2 separate regions of the Homo sapiens genome follow, and region 2 is linked to region 1. A link is a loop called in an ENCODE intact Hi-C map of the cell type or tissue named here. Cell type or tissue: heart left ventricle. All regions are shown on one strand.

Evidence for each region. Hi-C counts contacts between places; a loop is a spot of excess contacts. Peaks named below come from ENCODE experiments on the same cell type or tissue, not always from the same donor. Only the 100,000 strongest peaks of a DNase experiment are listed, where the experiment ranks them.
Region 2: a loop joins it to region 1, with 4 times the contacts of the local background. A loop is called at or near these places in 18 of 110 quality-filtered maps.

What each region holds. Positions count from the first base shown.
Region 1 is chr17:70,307,824-70,315,823 of GRCh38, reverse strand. No RefSeq gene overlaps it. Among named protein-coding and RNA genes, the nearest start is that of KCNJ2, 140 kb to the right of the region's middle. In heart left ventricle, no CTCF peak of the experiment used is centred here; no DNase peak of the experiment used is centred here; H3K27ac peaks cover 886 bases.
Region 2 is chr17:70,172,695-70,180,694 of GRCh38, reverse strand. It overlaps KCNJ2 (potassium inwardly rectifying channel subfamily J member 2), which reads right to left. Exons shown (of 2, transcript NM_000891.3): 2 at 651-5,871. The coding sequence starts at 5,655. The coding sequence ends at 4,372. Among named protein-coding and RNA genes, the nearest start is that of KCNJ2, 7.2 kb to the right of the region's middle. In heart left ventricle, no CTCF peak of the experiment used is centred here; no DNase peak of the experiment used is centred here; H3K4me3 peaks cover 4,451 bases; H3K27ac peaks cover 2,487 bases.

The sequences.
Region 1 (8,000 bases):
CACTTTATCTCCAAGATTTTAATAAAAGCTGTTAGGGTAAATATTACTTCTCAGCCAATCAACTTAACCTTGAAGTTGAGCTTCAAGATCATGACACCTGTTACTTAAATCAGTCCAAGCATAGTTAAGTTCATGGCATTTGCCTGAGGAACAGCCTGTATCTGAAGGAATCTCATAGATTAGTCCTCCAATATAAAATAAATCCTTCGTAGATCTGACTGTTTAAGATGTAAAATTTTAAACCTGAAGAATCTCTTGAACCACTGATTCAGGATTCTGCCCGCGTGCCTCCTCAAACATTTTGCTCTCAGAGCTCTGGGGTAGGTCAGGTTAGGGCTACAGAAGACCTATGACAAACCCCCTTGTCCTTCCCTACCATCCAGAATGTTGACAGAGAGCCACCACTGCACACTGAAAAACATATGTAATTCAGGCAGGACCATGTGTAGCTAAAATTCTAAAAGGACTTCATAAAACTACCTGAATCAGCAGAATAATGACTCATCCAAAATGCTCAAACCTTAATAGGGCAAAAAGAGACGGCTTCATTGTCCTCCTCAAGATGGGGAGATTATTCTGGATTACTCTGGTGAGCCCAATCTAGTCAAATGAGTTCTTAAAACTGGAAGAGGGCCCGGGTGCAGTGGCTCACACCTGTAATCCCAGCACTTTGGGAGGCCGAGGTGGGCAGATCATGAGGTCAGGAAATCGAGACCATCCTGGCCAACGTGGTGAAACCCCGTCTTTACTAAAAATACAAAAAGTTAGCCGGGTGTAGTGGCACGTATCTGTAGTCCCAGCTACTCCAGAGGCTGAGGCAAGAGAATCGCCTGAACCAGGGAGGCGGAGGTTGCAGTGAGCCAAGATTGTGCCATCACACTCCAGCCTGAGTGCAGAGTGAGATTCCGTTAAAAAAAAAAAAAAAAAAACTGGAAGAGGGAGGCAGAAGGTTGAGGCTAAAGATGGCAGCATGAGAAGGACTGGAAGTGGCCTTGGTGTTCTGAGATGCCGTGACCACGTGCAAAGACCCAAGAGATCCCCCTGGGAGAAAAGATTGGCCTCAAGCCAACAGCTGGTAAGGAAATGGGGCCTTCAGTCCTATAACTGCATAAAAATGAATTCTGCCAACATCTGAATGAGGAAGAAAGAGGCTCCACCCCTATCGCCTATAGAAAGGAAACCAGCCCTGTAACTCCTCGGTCTTAACTGAGTGAAGTTGTGTCAGACTCTTGAGCCACAGAAATGCAAGGTCTTACATTTTACGTTGTTTTAAGCCACTACGTTTTTGGTAATTTGTTATGACTGCCTAGAATCCTAATATACCACCAAAATGTGTGGCAAAAATAATTATTCTATTGACATTTAAGAAAGGGATGGGAAGGATACAATTTTTAGGAAAGAGTTCTACTGAAGTGAAATTTGAACTAGCTTTGAAGGACTCCGGAATATGAACAGGGTTTAGGAGGAAATAGTCATTCCTTCCAAGCAAAGTTCACAGAGAAGAATCTGAGGAGAGGCCTCTGACTAAAGCAGAAGGCTTGTGTGGGGAAGGAGTTGGAATGAACTCTGGATTAGAAATGTGTTCTGGAGGGCTTTGCCTACAACATGAGAAATTTGAGCTATCGGAGGAAATTCTTATTTCAGCTCACCCCTATAGAGAAGCTATATGAGTTTATCTGCTTGCTGCCTAACATGCACTGACATCATTGCATCTTGCTGCCTTCTCACACGCCTCTTCAGCAACATCAAGGACAACAACCAACAAAAAGAATTCACATTTATTGAGTGATGACTGAATACTATGCACTATACTAGGAACTGTATTCATGTTATATACTAAATCCTCAAATCCTGTTTTTAAATGAATTCATTGAGGCTTAGAGAGATTCAGTTAACTCACATTAGGACACAGAACTACCAGGGACAAATCCAGTGTTCAAATCTAGAGCCCAGAGTCCCAGCTGTTTTATGCAAGGCCATCTATGAACATCAGATTTGCATTTCATTTTTCTTGCCTGGAGAATATTTTATTCACGTGTGTTTTATTAGGCATCTCTAGATACAATAAAGATTATGCATGCTGACATATGTATAATCAACTGTTTTAAAAATGAAACTGAAAAATAGATCCAGTCATTCAGACCAGAGAGAGGCTTATAATGACCACAGCATGATTCATCCAAAAATTGTTAATACGTTATGGCCAAAAACTCCAGCTGGTTACAAAAATGATTCAAGGATCAAATATAAACCTAAGCAAATTTGCATCTGAGTCTAAAAAAACACCTGGCGTTTATGCAACTATAGAGACTACTATCCCCACAGTTTTATCTGTAGTGAAGTGCAGCTGGGACCCCAGCGTTGAATAGGTTAATAGAATTGCTTTTGTTTTATTCCGTTGAAATATCTCTCTTTGCTCCCATCATTCTCCATAGATTGTCATGACCGGAGGTAAACTGAACATCTGAAAAGGACCTAATTAACATTGTGCGCAAGTGAAAGAATAAATGAATAAATGAATAAAAGAATGAATGAGTACGGATGCTGAGAACTGAGATGTGGCATTTCCATACTGGCAGAAGCTCCGAAAGAAACAGTCATCACTTCCTGTCCTACTGCACGCAATGTGTTAGGCAGTGCTTTGCTGAAATCCAGAATATAAAGTTAAACTTTATGAGTTAAAAGTTTGAACTTTTGAGCGAGATGTAATTAAGCACAAATTAGTTTGTAGAATCCTAAATGTCAGTGCATCTAAACAAAGTACATCTATGTTTATTTGAAAGCAAAAAACGATGACACATTTTTAGAGAATTAAAATAAACTGATCATTGAAATTGAATTAATTTTTAATGGTAAAATTAATTTGAGTGAAGTAGAAAGAATGCGGCTCATAATGTTTTATTGATGATGCATAAAAATGATCACAAGTCATTACTCATTCACTTGAAAGCCAGCGTTCTTCCAGGAGAATAAATTTCTGTTGTTTTTGTTTGATTGGATTTGATTTATAATTGTGTTCGATTAGGTAATATAAGTAAGTATAAGAAATGTCAAAAGGTTAATCCTCTCATCCTCATCCATTGCTACTTTATTTTTCCTCTAGAGGCTATTATAGTTTCTTTTGTATCCTTTCAGAAAGCTGTATATCTATACTATGCCTATAAATCTACCTATCTAAAACCTAACCATACACGTAGGGTATTTATTACTATAAAAGTCAGCAAGAGATGGTGGATAAAACCTACTTTTCCACAGCTAATTAGAAGGATAGCATTAACTAGAAATACCATTTGACCCAGCAATCCCATTGCTGGGTATATACCCAAAGGATTATAAATCATGCTACTATAAAGACATGTGCACACGTATGCTTATTGTGGCACTGTTCACAATAGCAAAGACTTGGAACCAACCCAAATGTCCATCAATAATAGACTGGATTAAGACAATGTGGCACATATACACCATGGAATACTATGCAGCCATAAAAATGGATGAGTTTATGTCCTTTGCAGGGACATGGATGAAGCTGGAAACCAACATTCTCAGCAAACTCACAAGGACAGAAAACCAAACACTGCAAGTTCTCACTCATAGGTGGGAAATGAACAATGAGAACACTTGGACACAGGGTGGGGAACATCACACAGCAGGACCTGTTGGGGGGTCGGGGGCTGGGGGAGGGATAGCATTAGGAGAAACACCTAATGTAAATGACGAGCTGATGAGTGCAGCAAACCAACATGGCACATGTATACCTTTGTAACAAACCTTCACGTTGTGCACATGTACCATAGAACTTAAAGTATAATTAAAAAAAATTTATGTGGCTATGAATGACAATAAATGGAGCTGATGGAGTATGCATTATTGCTATTATTTAGCCTCTGTACTGGGCAAATAGATTGTATGGTAGTTAAAATCATGGGCTCAAAAACCAGACTCCAGCAATGAGCTGTGTCACTACTCTGTGCCTTGATGTGTAAAATGTGAATTCAAACAGTGATACCTGAGAGGATTACTGAGACAAATCAGGCAAGCAAATTTTAGAACAGGTCAATAAAAATTGATAGGGAAGAGAAAAGAAAGACAGCAAAGGTGGGCCAGTGAGTGTTCAGAAGATGGGTCAGTGAGTGTTCCGGTGTGTGCATGTGTCCTTAAACTCAAGAGTGCTTTGAAAAAAATCTTTATAATTACATTGCCCATTTGCTTTCAGAAAATGAGATTATTTATTCATTTTTCAATCTCAATTCATTTTTCAATTAGAAAGCTCATTTACACATTTGGAATCTGTCACAATCGCAAGGATGTGGAACCAACCTGTGTGCCCATTGACCAATGAATAGATAAAGAAAATGTGGTATATATACACCATGGAATACTACTCAGCCATAAAAAGGAATGAAATAGTGTCTTTTCCACAACTTAGATGCAACTGGAGGCCATTATTCTAAGTGAAATAATTCAGAATACCATTATGTTCTCACTCATAAGTGGGGGCTAAGTTATGAGGATGCAAAAACATCCAGAGTGATATAATGGACTGACTCTAAGGTCTCATGGAGCGGGGTGAAGAATAAAAGACAACATATTGGGTACAGTGTACACTGCTTGGGTAAGGAGTACACTAAAAATCTCAGAATTCACCACTAGAGAACTCATCCAGGTAACCAGCAACCACCTATACCCCCCAAACTATTGAAATAACAAATTCGGAATTTGAGATTTAAAACTTGATTCAAATACATTTCTTATTTTTTTCCAGCAGTGTATTGAAGTAATGAATGAAATCATGTTAGAGTTTTCAAACCTCAAAGGCTTAGACTCTAAGTGGTAGGTCAACAAACTATTGCTTTCCTATGGTTCTAGCTTTTGCACTAATTTACTGCTCCAGGCCATTATGACTTCTTTTTCTTTAGAATCCCATTGTACTTCTTTAACCTTGCTTCATCTGCTCTCTCGCATTTGATGATTAATAATAGAGGACAAAAAATATATATTTTTTAAATACCCAGGTTTCTCATTATCAGCCACAGCGCATCAATATGAAAATCTCTTTAAAGGCAAGAAAAAATGCTTTCAACAGGAACAAGTGGACCTCGAAGCGCACGTCTCTGCCATATCGGTCGTTATCACTACAACCAGCCATGCTTCCATCTCTTTCATATTACCAAATGTAGTGCTGACAGAGAGGTGGGAGAAACTTAACCTTTTGGCAAACAGTAGATAGATATGAAAATAGAACCAAGCAAATATATCCAGTTCCCCATAACCTCTCCTCAAAGGACCTCACTAAAGTTGATATCACCTTGGCTCCCATGACAACCCCGACAAAGATAAATAGGTGTCAAATATGCATTTGCTCCTAAGGCCTCTGGGAATTGCTACCGAACACAAATGTGAAATTCAGGCTGAATTAATCTCCTGATACGCCACTTAAAGAAAAAGCCACAGAATGTGGGCTTGCCAACCTCAGCAGCCGCTAGTCATGCTTCTGTAGGGCTGTCAGCACTCTCTAAAAAAGTAGGTTGATAAAATTAAGCAAGCAGTTTCTGCTGGCATTTTCACACCCCATGAAACACATGTTCTGTTTATAATGCAAACATGACTTCAGAGTTATGGGATCTTTTAAGGATTTATGCTGATTAAAAGATTTCTGATCTCAGGCTTATGGTCTCAAAATGTAAAACTTGGTTGAGCCTACAGCAAGCAAGCTCGGGCTTTTCTCTGAAGAGAAGTTTAGACAAATATCTAGCAAATTTGAGCCACGAAGTTAATCCTTCTACAAAAAGCAGTACTTTCCTTTGCCCTTCGAACACTCTAAAATAAATTTCTGGTCCCCGACTTAACATAGGTGCAACAATCAAATTCTGTTTAGTAGGGGTATTGTCTGCTGTGGAGAGAAAAAGAGCCTAAAGTGGAAGCTATTTTGGGGGTCACTTTTGCTTTTATATAATGTGATGATACCAAATAAAAACAAAAGTATTGTACCTAAGACAAATTCCACCAAATGTATGTATTAGTTACACTCAGTGTAGTACAGTAATTAAGAGTTAAGCTTTAAAATCTGATGGTCTGGCCAGGCATGGTGGCTTACATCTGTAATCCCAGCACTTTGGGAGGCCGAGGCGGGTGGATCACGAGGTCAGGAGATCAAGACCATTCTGGCTAACACGGTGAAACCCCATCTCTACTAAAAATACAAAAAATTAGCCGGGTGTGGTGGCGGGCGCTTGTAGTCCCAGCTACTCGGGAGGCTGAAGCAGCAGAATGGCGTGAACCCAGAAGGCAGAGCTTGCAGTGAGCCGAGATCGTGCCACTGCACTCCAGCCTGGGTGACAGAGCGAGACTCTGTCTCAAAAAAAAAAATAAAATCTGATGGCCTTTATCTGTTGGTCTTATTTTTATCTGGTTTAAAATGGGGACAACAATAGTAGTATATGCTTCACTGAGTACATATGAAGATTAAAGGAAATCATATCTAAAAAGCAAAGCTCACAGCACAAGATGAGACACATATTGCATAGTCCATATATAATAATAAAATATATGCTATATGAATGTAGAATAAAGCAGTCAGTAGGACTCAAGACTTCTAGCATATATTTATTGCACATATTCTGTATCCTGCATGGTAAAATTACTGTCAGGATGGAGAAACTCTAAGGAAAGGAGAGAAAGTTGTAGGTTCACAGAAGATGATAGGTTCTGCAGAAGAACCAATAGTGTAGCAGAGAGATTGCTAAGATTCAATATTCTGTTTTCTCCATGTCTCTGAATGTCAGTACTTTTCTCTCCAGAAAGGAAAAAAGCTGAGAAAATGGTTATATTCATGTTAAATAGAGCTCAGAACAGAAAGAGCTTATAACCTCTTCCTTTGGCCAATAGAGTTAATTCAAATTTTTCCTCCTCCTCTCTTGCTGTTTTAGGTACTAACCCAAAGTCTCAAAATGATACTCTGACTGTCTCCTTGCAGTGTCCTCTGATAGCAAAATGTCAAGTAAAGGGAATAGACATAGGCCAGAAACCTTGGGGGTGAGCCTAGCTGTGCAGCTTATTAGCGCATGACACAAAACCCTCTGATCCACAGCTTCCTCACTGAGCGTGGAGGTTTAGCTGACTTGTGGCTGTTCACATCCAGGCACTTGGCTATCTAAGTACAAAAGAAATTGTTCTTGCTGTATTTTATTATTTTTCCTTTCCAGAAAAGTTATATTTATAAATGTCATAGTACATAGCTGAAAAATGACTGAAAAACTAACCTGAAATTGTGTAGGCTATAATCTCAGGCTGCTTTGAGCTTTTGTTTTAGAGAATTCTGGAGGGCCAGGCTCTGTATTTTTTTTTTAATTTTCACATAATTTGTTCAGAAAAGCACAAGGTGAAAATGCCTCAATCTTGGACAAAGCTGTCCTACTTTCATATAAAAAAGGGAATATTAAAATGTGACAATTGTGATTATTGAGAGAGTTTAGTATAGCTGTGTCCTCGGTCGAAAACACTCCTGTTAAAATCATTGTTTTTTCCATCCAACCTCATAGGTTCTTAGGAAGTCATAGGCAATGGGAATGACTCTTGAAGGTCATTTTTCTTAAATCAACCATACCTTCTCTGTTCACCTTCTATCTAACTCCCCTGTCTTGCTTTCTCTTTAAACTTTACATGACTGAAATGGAATGAATCAACCTACTCTGAAAGCCCATTTCCCAGTCCCCAGTGGGCTCTATTTGAACTTTATTACTTTTAAAGTATACATCATGCTTCCAGTAACATGAAAAGAAAATGACCTCAGAGTGGCAGCCTCTGAGTTTAAAAGATTTGGACTCTAGAGCAGAAAATCTCTTGTTATGCTCCTCAACTGAAAAGGCTGCAAAGCCTCAATGTATGTTGAAGAGTTTTTATTCTCCTGTAAGAAAAAAAAAAAAATAGAGGATGTTTATATCTTTGCTGAAATCCTAAAAAGACCCAGGTAGAAAAGTTTCCATTCCAAGTCTCTGTTC
Region 2 (8,000 bases), 140 kb after region 1:
AACACACTACTGGCCATAAGCCAAATCTAGCCCACTGGCTGTAGATGTTAGTAAAATTGTTTTGAAACACAGCCATACCATTTGTTTTCATATTGTCTGTAACTGCTTTCACATTACAAGGCTGAATTTGCATAGTTGAGACAAAGACCCTCTGGTTCATAAAGCCAAAAAATACTTACTGCCTGGCCCTTTACAGAACTTATTTGCCAAGTCTTAGTCTATAATACAAAATAATAATATCCTGATTTGGTTTCTGTGGGAATGAGATAAAAATAATATGTAATGCAAGAACTCTACACATAGTTGAGGCTCGATAAAGAGCAACTACACCTTATCACCCATTAAAGAGAGAAGCAAAATCTAAACTTGATAATATTTTTCTTAGTTTTTTTTTTTTTTTGGCTTGTTTATTGGTCTTTTGTATTCCCTTTCTACCTAGCCTATTCTATCCAAAAACAAAATATGAGCTTGACTTCCTCTAACTTGAATTAAACTAATCTGTCACCCCACTGCACCTGTCTGTTGAGGCCATTTCTATGGCTCTATGCATCTAACCTATCAGGGTTTATGTTCCATTGTTTGGGAACATTTGCTTTATGGTGTTTCTAGAGTAATCATACGGGAAGCCCAAAGATTCTTCCAAGAATTTGTTTTCAATTTTTAATTTTTTTATTTAGAAATAATAAAATAAGACATAATATATAAAAATATGTACAATCCATGGTTTGTGCAGTACAATAGGAAGACTTTAGATACAAAAAGACAGCAAATGGGAAAATAATAACTATCACGATTGTCAATGGCTAGGATTGTTCAACTTGCCAGAGCCCAGAGCGGAAACCCAAAATTACCAGAAAAGAGATTCTACTTTGCTGAGGGTTGGGGATGGGCAGGTAGCTATGCCACACTTTTTTTTTTCCCACCTTAACATTATTAGACACAGAGTGAAAAAGAACTCACTCTACTTCTCAGGACAAGCTTTTGCTTTTACTGAGTGGTTTATTATAAAATATGAAGTGACATTTATTAATTGTAAGGGAAATATGATTTACGGGACAGAACTCATCAAATAAACAGAGTTGAGATAGGAGTGTACTGGTAAGAAAGGAAGTAAAGAGAAGAAAGAATGCATTAACAGAATAAAAACAAAGTAAAACAAACTTTTCTAGGAATTTGGAAATGACAACAGTGCCATAGTGACATCCTTAAAATGTCTGATTCAAGTATACTCTTAGAGGGATAGAAAACTACTCCTTTCTCAATAATCAAAATAGAGTTCACTTTGTCTACATTTTGTTTAAAAATAGGATAACCAGGAATCTATGGCTCCTCCCAAAAATATAGTGCCCTTCCAGATATGGGCAAAAATTCTTTAAAAGGGAATAAATCCGAAGTAAATCCAACAGGGAATCTGCTTGCAATAGAGAAGCAACACACATCTGGGAATCAACCCCAGATATTCATGGTGAGTCCCCTCCGTCTGCATTCTAATGACATGTGTACATTAATTAAGGAGACCCAGTCAATAAGGACAAATATTTTGAAGGTAAAATGCAGCAATCAATGTCGTGCATTACCTGTGTCTTGGCTCTTGACAAAAAAAAAAAAAAAAAAAAAAAAAAAAAAAAAATTGCCATTTAAAGCTTGTAACTGTTAAAACGCTAATAACTAGAAAAAGGTTTCAAATGAACAGTCCATGCTGAAATAAATAACAGAAGAACATAGCAATACGAACCTTATAAGGCTGGTATATATTTGCTAAAACCATGCTAACCGGTAGCATATAGGTACTAGCTCTCAGAAATTACTGCACTGAAATTATACTTTCTATGGCAATTATTTTTCTTTACAGACCTCTATTTACATTTGGCTTTAAATATGAAAATATCTGATAAACTTTATAAAATGTACACTTTAAAAACATAGCTTCTGCAAAATTTTCTTGAAAAAACAAACCTGTGCACCAGAAATTTTATATTTTTTTCTCTTTTTCAGAAATAAGTTGAAAGATTTCCCTCCCTCTTTCTTGCCCCCCCCATACCCACCCCCTTTCAAATTTCTCAAGTCTTTTTAAGTGGCAGCACTGTGTGTTTAGGGGGAGCCTCTTTTGTGGTCACCCCCATTCTCCACTGTATCTTCATTTAATTTACATATCACTGAATACTCTTTGGTTTGATTATTTTCCTTTGCAAAACATCATAATAGCAGCAGCTGAAGCCCTCAATATCCTCTCACTGTCAAGAACCAAATTGTTGCCTCTTCTGTAAGTTTTCTTTACAACTCAATCCCCAATTCCTCCAACTCTTTAAACACCTTCCCAAACCTGCCTTTACATTTGGATCTAAAACAACCACTTGCTTAACATCTCTTTCTTTGTTTCATTGAAAATAACACCTCAGTTTCCCAAGCCATCAAATCTGAAGGCTGAAAACAGCAAAAATTGTCATAGTTTTGCAGGCACGGCATTCAGATATGGCTGTTCAAGAACCAGAGACCATCACAAACATCAGTTTACAAAATACATGATTCTAGAACAAGCTGTTTTTTAATGGCATACAGAGATATAATACCATAAGAGAGTTGATTTTGAGACTCCAATTAAAAAGAAAAGTCAGTAATCCCAGAATTCACAAATAGGGAACTTTAAATTAAAAAAAAAAAAAAAAAGAGTTCCATTATTGAGCTTCAGTGAGAAAAAAAAAATTATGTTTCTAGCAAGGCAGTCAGCCAGGCAGGGGAGGCTTCTGGAAAACAATGTGTCCTTCCTTAGTAACCTGCTCTAGGGCTCCACAGGAGAAAATGCTTAGCTCACATTCAGTCATAAGTATGCACACAGAAAAGGGAAATAGCTGTTTTAGACCATTATCTCCTTTACTTGTGATTATGTTATATTTTTATGGCTCTCATTGACCCTAAAATACTGAGACATTTTCATTACTATCCTCTGCCATAAAAAAGGCAAGTTTCCTCTCCTTCCTAAGCACTTGATCTGAAGTGCTGCATCAAACTGGCTTGTCCACACCTCCCTGTTTCCCTGCTTTGGCATTTGCCGCCCTATCTGACACTGTAGGACTCAATCCAGACAGACTGATCAGAAGAGCAAGTGTGGAGGCCAGGTGTGGCATCTTCCCTAAGGTGAAGGTGGGCTGGTGATGTCCTGACAGTCCAGGCAATAAATTCAGCAGCAAGGGTTTAAACCCATTTATCTTTCATGCTGGATGGCTCAGTTTTGAGAATGCCAGGATGCCAAGGAGGTCCTATGAAGATCTTGTCTTATGAAATGAATTTTGGAATGTGCAAAAGGAAAAGCCCAGAAAAATATAAGAGTACATCACCATCTCGCACACTACACATGAGCCTGGCCAGCACTGCCTAGCAGGAAAGGATAGACGTCGGTATTGTGTGTGTGTGCCCCTTTCTTCTTCTTCCTCTTAAAATAAAAAAGTTACATGAAAGGACAAAATTTTTAAAAGCACTACACTGACTAGACTCGGTGAGTATGATGCTCTATTTTCTGAATAAGGTGCAAAATGAACCGGCGGTTCAAGGTCTTGCTGAGGTTCAAAGTTATTGTCTCTTGATTTCAAGGCAGCCCATGGGGCTTTGTTTTCTTTTAAGTGTAAGCTCCACTGTGCAAAAATATGCATTATCTTTGGTATTTATTTTAGGTAGTTTAACTTAAAATTTGAGATAACCCATTAACATCATGGAGGAAAAGAAAAAAACAACAACCCAGAGGCTACCATTCGGCTAGTGTTACATAATGCCCTTATGTAACAAAGAGAGAGAGAAAAAAAATCAATTCTAGCAAACGAATTACTGGCCTCAAAAAATCAGGCTCTTGTTTTGGCAGTTAATAGCCAAATACTTGCCACTTTGAAGCGCATCATGAGCTTTCAATAAAATTCAACACTGACTTTAAAATTACACAAAAGGAAAACTACACTGCAACAAAAATACACATTTGTGTTCATGTAGTTAGCAGCTTTTCAAAAATTAAGGCAGAGTCTTGCCTTTGTTATGCCATTAAAAACATCCTTGTTCCCTAAAGAGAAGCATTCTGGATAAATCAAATACCCAACCAAGGCTTGCCTGCAAGTTCAAGTTTTGGAAAAACACAAAACAAAACATAAAAACCCATAACTTATTCTACAACATCTATGTGCCATCGGGTCACATGGAGACATGGTTAGTGCTTTATGCTAATCATGGAGCTTACAGTCTTTCTTTGAAACCATTGTGCTTGCCTCAGTCCCTTGTGGCCGCTTGCTTGACCCATCTTGACCAGTACCGTCATCTGTATAACTGTTTTGGGCCTCTGACCAACAGACCGTGTTGTAAAGTAACTATTCCAGAGAAGGAATCAGTCAGTCATATCTCCGACTCTCGCCGTAAGGGCCTGGGCTCTAGAGGTACACTTGCCTGGTTGTGAAGGTCTATGTCAGGGGGCGTGTCCGTACTAGTGCTTTCTGGAACTCCATTTTCACTGTCGTCTTCCTCTTTGCTTGTGAGGGCAACTTCATTTTCATAGCAAAATGAATTTGCATTTGAGAGGATATATTTCTTTTCTGCTAAGTCTCTGGCACTACAAAGGGGAGTGTTGGGGACTTCGTAAGTTTTGTGGAACCTGGAATAGTCCACTTTGTAGTAGTGCTTCTCTTCAAAGAGCACAGGCTCATAGCGGTGGCCCCACAGGATTTCATTTGCTAGATAAGAGCTACGGCACTGTGTCGTCATGGCAGTGGCTTCCACCATGCCTTCCAGTATGACCACGATTTCAAAGTCTGCGTTGTCAATGTCCTGTTTACTCAAATCATATAAAGGACTGTCTTCATCTATTTCATGGACTATAGTGATTGGGGACACCAGAAATATACGATCGATTCCACTGTCAAACCCAACATTGATGTCTATTTGATCCAGAGGGATATACTCCCCTTCAGAAGTAATTCTGGATTTGAGGAGCTGTGCTCGAACATGAGCTTCCACCAAGTGGCTTTTCCGAAGATTGCCCACTCGCCACATCAAACACAGCTTGCCGTCTCTCATGGCAATCACGGCATTGTGACTGAAGACAAGAGTCTCGTTTCTCTTCTTTGGCTTTGCCATCTTGGCCATGACTGCGCCAATGATGAAAGCATCGATGATGCAGCCCACGATTGACTGGAACACCACCATGAAAACAGCAATTGGGCATTCATCCGTGACACATCTGAAACCATAGCCTATGGTTGTCTGGGTCTCAATGGAGAAGAGGAAGGCAGCCGTGAAGCTGTTGACCTCGGACACACAAGCTTTGCCCTCTTTGGATGCATCCAGGTCCCCATGGAGCAGAGCTATCAACCAAAACACACAGCCAAAAAACAGCCATGACAGGACGAAAGCCAGGCAGAAGATAACCAGCATCCACCGCCAGCGAATGTCCACACACGTGGTGAAGATGTCTGCGAGGTACCGTTGCCCCTTCTCACCCACATTGATGAACTGAACATTACAGTGGCCATCTTTCTTCACAAAGCGGCTCCTGCACTGTTGTCGGGTGTGGACTTTACTCTTCCCGTTCCCAAAGCCATTTGCAACTGCCATGGTGGCCAACTTCATACCGTCTTCTTCTGAAGAGACGATGCTGTAGCGGTTGGTTCGCACACTGCCCATCGCTTCTGCTGGGGACTCCAGTGCTTCTGCTTTGGAAAACAGTCTGAGTTTTTGCAAAACGCTTTGGAGAAACAGTTTTGAATGTTCGGTGAAGACACACACACCAAAAAAATGAGGAGAGATGGGTGTCTCTGGGAGCCTTGTGGTTCTACCAAGGTCTGTCTACTGACATGCAGAGTTACTTTAATGACTCAGCTGACATCCAGAGAACATGTCCTGCAAGAAAAGAGAGACTGTGCATTACAAAATAAGCCACTCTTAAAGAATTCTACTGTCTAAGACAATATATCCTAACAAAAACACATAATCAGGTAAAGATAAGTATAATTTACATTAAATTATAAGGTTTTAAATTTCTTTGTATCCTAAGCATGCTTTGTAAAACTTTTATTTAAAAGCATAAAGTCGTTAAACATAGAAGAGTTGTCTGTGACAGTTGTTCAACCAAAATGTCAGGTCAGGTCCCCTTTCCCTTCTTTTTGGCCAGGGATCTAGAATATTCTATTGTTCAGGTCTACCTCTCCCTTCTCTTATTCTCTTCTTCTGCCTGCCCCACTTGCTAGGATCCCTGTTAAGCAGATGAAAGACTGTCTGATTCCAAGGTTTGTCGTAAAATTTTTGGAAAAAGGACATGTTTAGAAAACTTCACGTGGACGCAGCATTGATATCCACTGAGTTGCATGTGCATTACGGGAGAATATTAGAGTCCCTGATGGCAAGGTTGAAATCGGAAGACAGACTATTTTGTTTAAATGATATAACTGAGCAGACCGGATAGGCTGACGAAATGCTAGAGGAAGAAAGTCAGATTCCCACCTACAAATAGAATAGTGAAGTGGATTTTGGAGTAGGCTTGACTGAGTGTGTATCCTGAAAATAGAGGGAACTAGTGGACAAAACCTCCTACGATGGTGAATACTGCCCCTATTGCTTATAATAATCTGAAATGGATCCCAGTTTCTGGATACTGTTTGGGCTTGCTTCATCACTTCTCACACTTTAAGCAACCACTATGCAGAAATGCCTGCTAAGTCTCTATTAGTACAGGTAATTCTGGCTTGAAGACTCTGAAGATGCAGGTTTGCTCTGGGGGATAGAGAGCAATTCTGTTGCCTAGCAATAAGAGCCCTGAAATTCTCCTGAGATGGGGCTGTCATGTGTAATGACAGGCTAGGAAGTAAGCACCGTTGTGCCAAAGGACCAGGTCTTTAGCGGATTGAGATAAGGCAGGAACTCATTTCATGTGAGTCCAGTGCTGTGTTCTCTCAGACAGAGACAACTGTGTAAGGACAGATCATAAATGCCAGTCCGCTTACTTTCACTTCCAGCGCTGTTATTTGGTATAGGTTCCTATGGAGAAGGCACTCACCTTTACTTAATATGTGCAAATAGTAGTTCTCAGTTTTCTCCTATTGCCTCAGTCTTCCCTAGCTAAGAACTATCTATGTACTTCAACTTTCCATCTTCACTCCTAAGAAACTATTTCCCTTGACTAACTAACAAAAAGCTAAGAGAAAGTCTAAGGTGTTTTCTTTACCAAATGTGTAATAACAAAACTAATAAGAGTTAGAACTGAAAAATAAAGCCCATCTTCAACTTTTCATACAACCAAATCCTTCTGCTATATTAAAGGGGGGCAATGAATAACTCATGAAAAGAGTCAGAAATTTGTTGATGCCTGATAATGAAGACTCCACTTTTTCCTTCTCCTCTAAATCCATTAAGATTAAACAGTTAATAGAACCGATATCAGCCAAGCCAGCCGCAAACAAATAAAGCAATCCATTTATGTTGTTTTTGTGCATTCCCTTAAGAAGAGGCAAGGTGCATTGCCTTTGAAAATGCCTTGTTACTGTCTTTTGACTTCTTCTTTATCCAAGTTATTATGCAAGAATGTGCCCCAACACATTTTTCCTGAGATTAGTCATCTTTGAAAATTGCAATGTGTGTTACATTTTGGCAGCTTTTGACACCTAAATGATGCTCAGTTTGAAAGTGCCTTTGAATTACTTTATAAAAAGAAGTTACTGTGCTTTCCTAACCTTCCACCTGCTTCAATGTTTTGTCTGCTTCCCTGTGAAGTTTGCACTTGGACCAAAGAAACAAGAATCCTGCCCCTCGAAGTTCTAGATCCTGTACATGGACAGCATTTTTTAAGCAATTATTTCATCTTAGTTTTCTCACATTACTAAACAGACAGAGACAGCAACAACACCAAACGCAGGTATACGTTTCAAAAAAAGGAGAAGAACTTCATTCAATGAATGCTTTGTATTTTTGAGTTCTGATTGACTTCAGAACTTTGTATTATAAGCTGACACCAAGAAATTCCCTTTTCATGATTC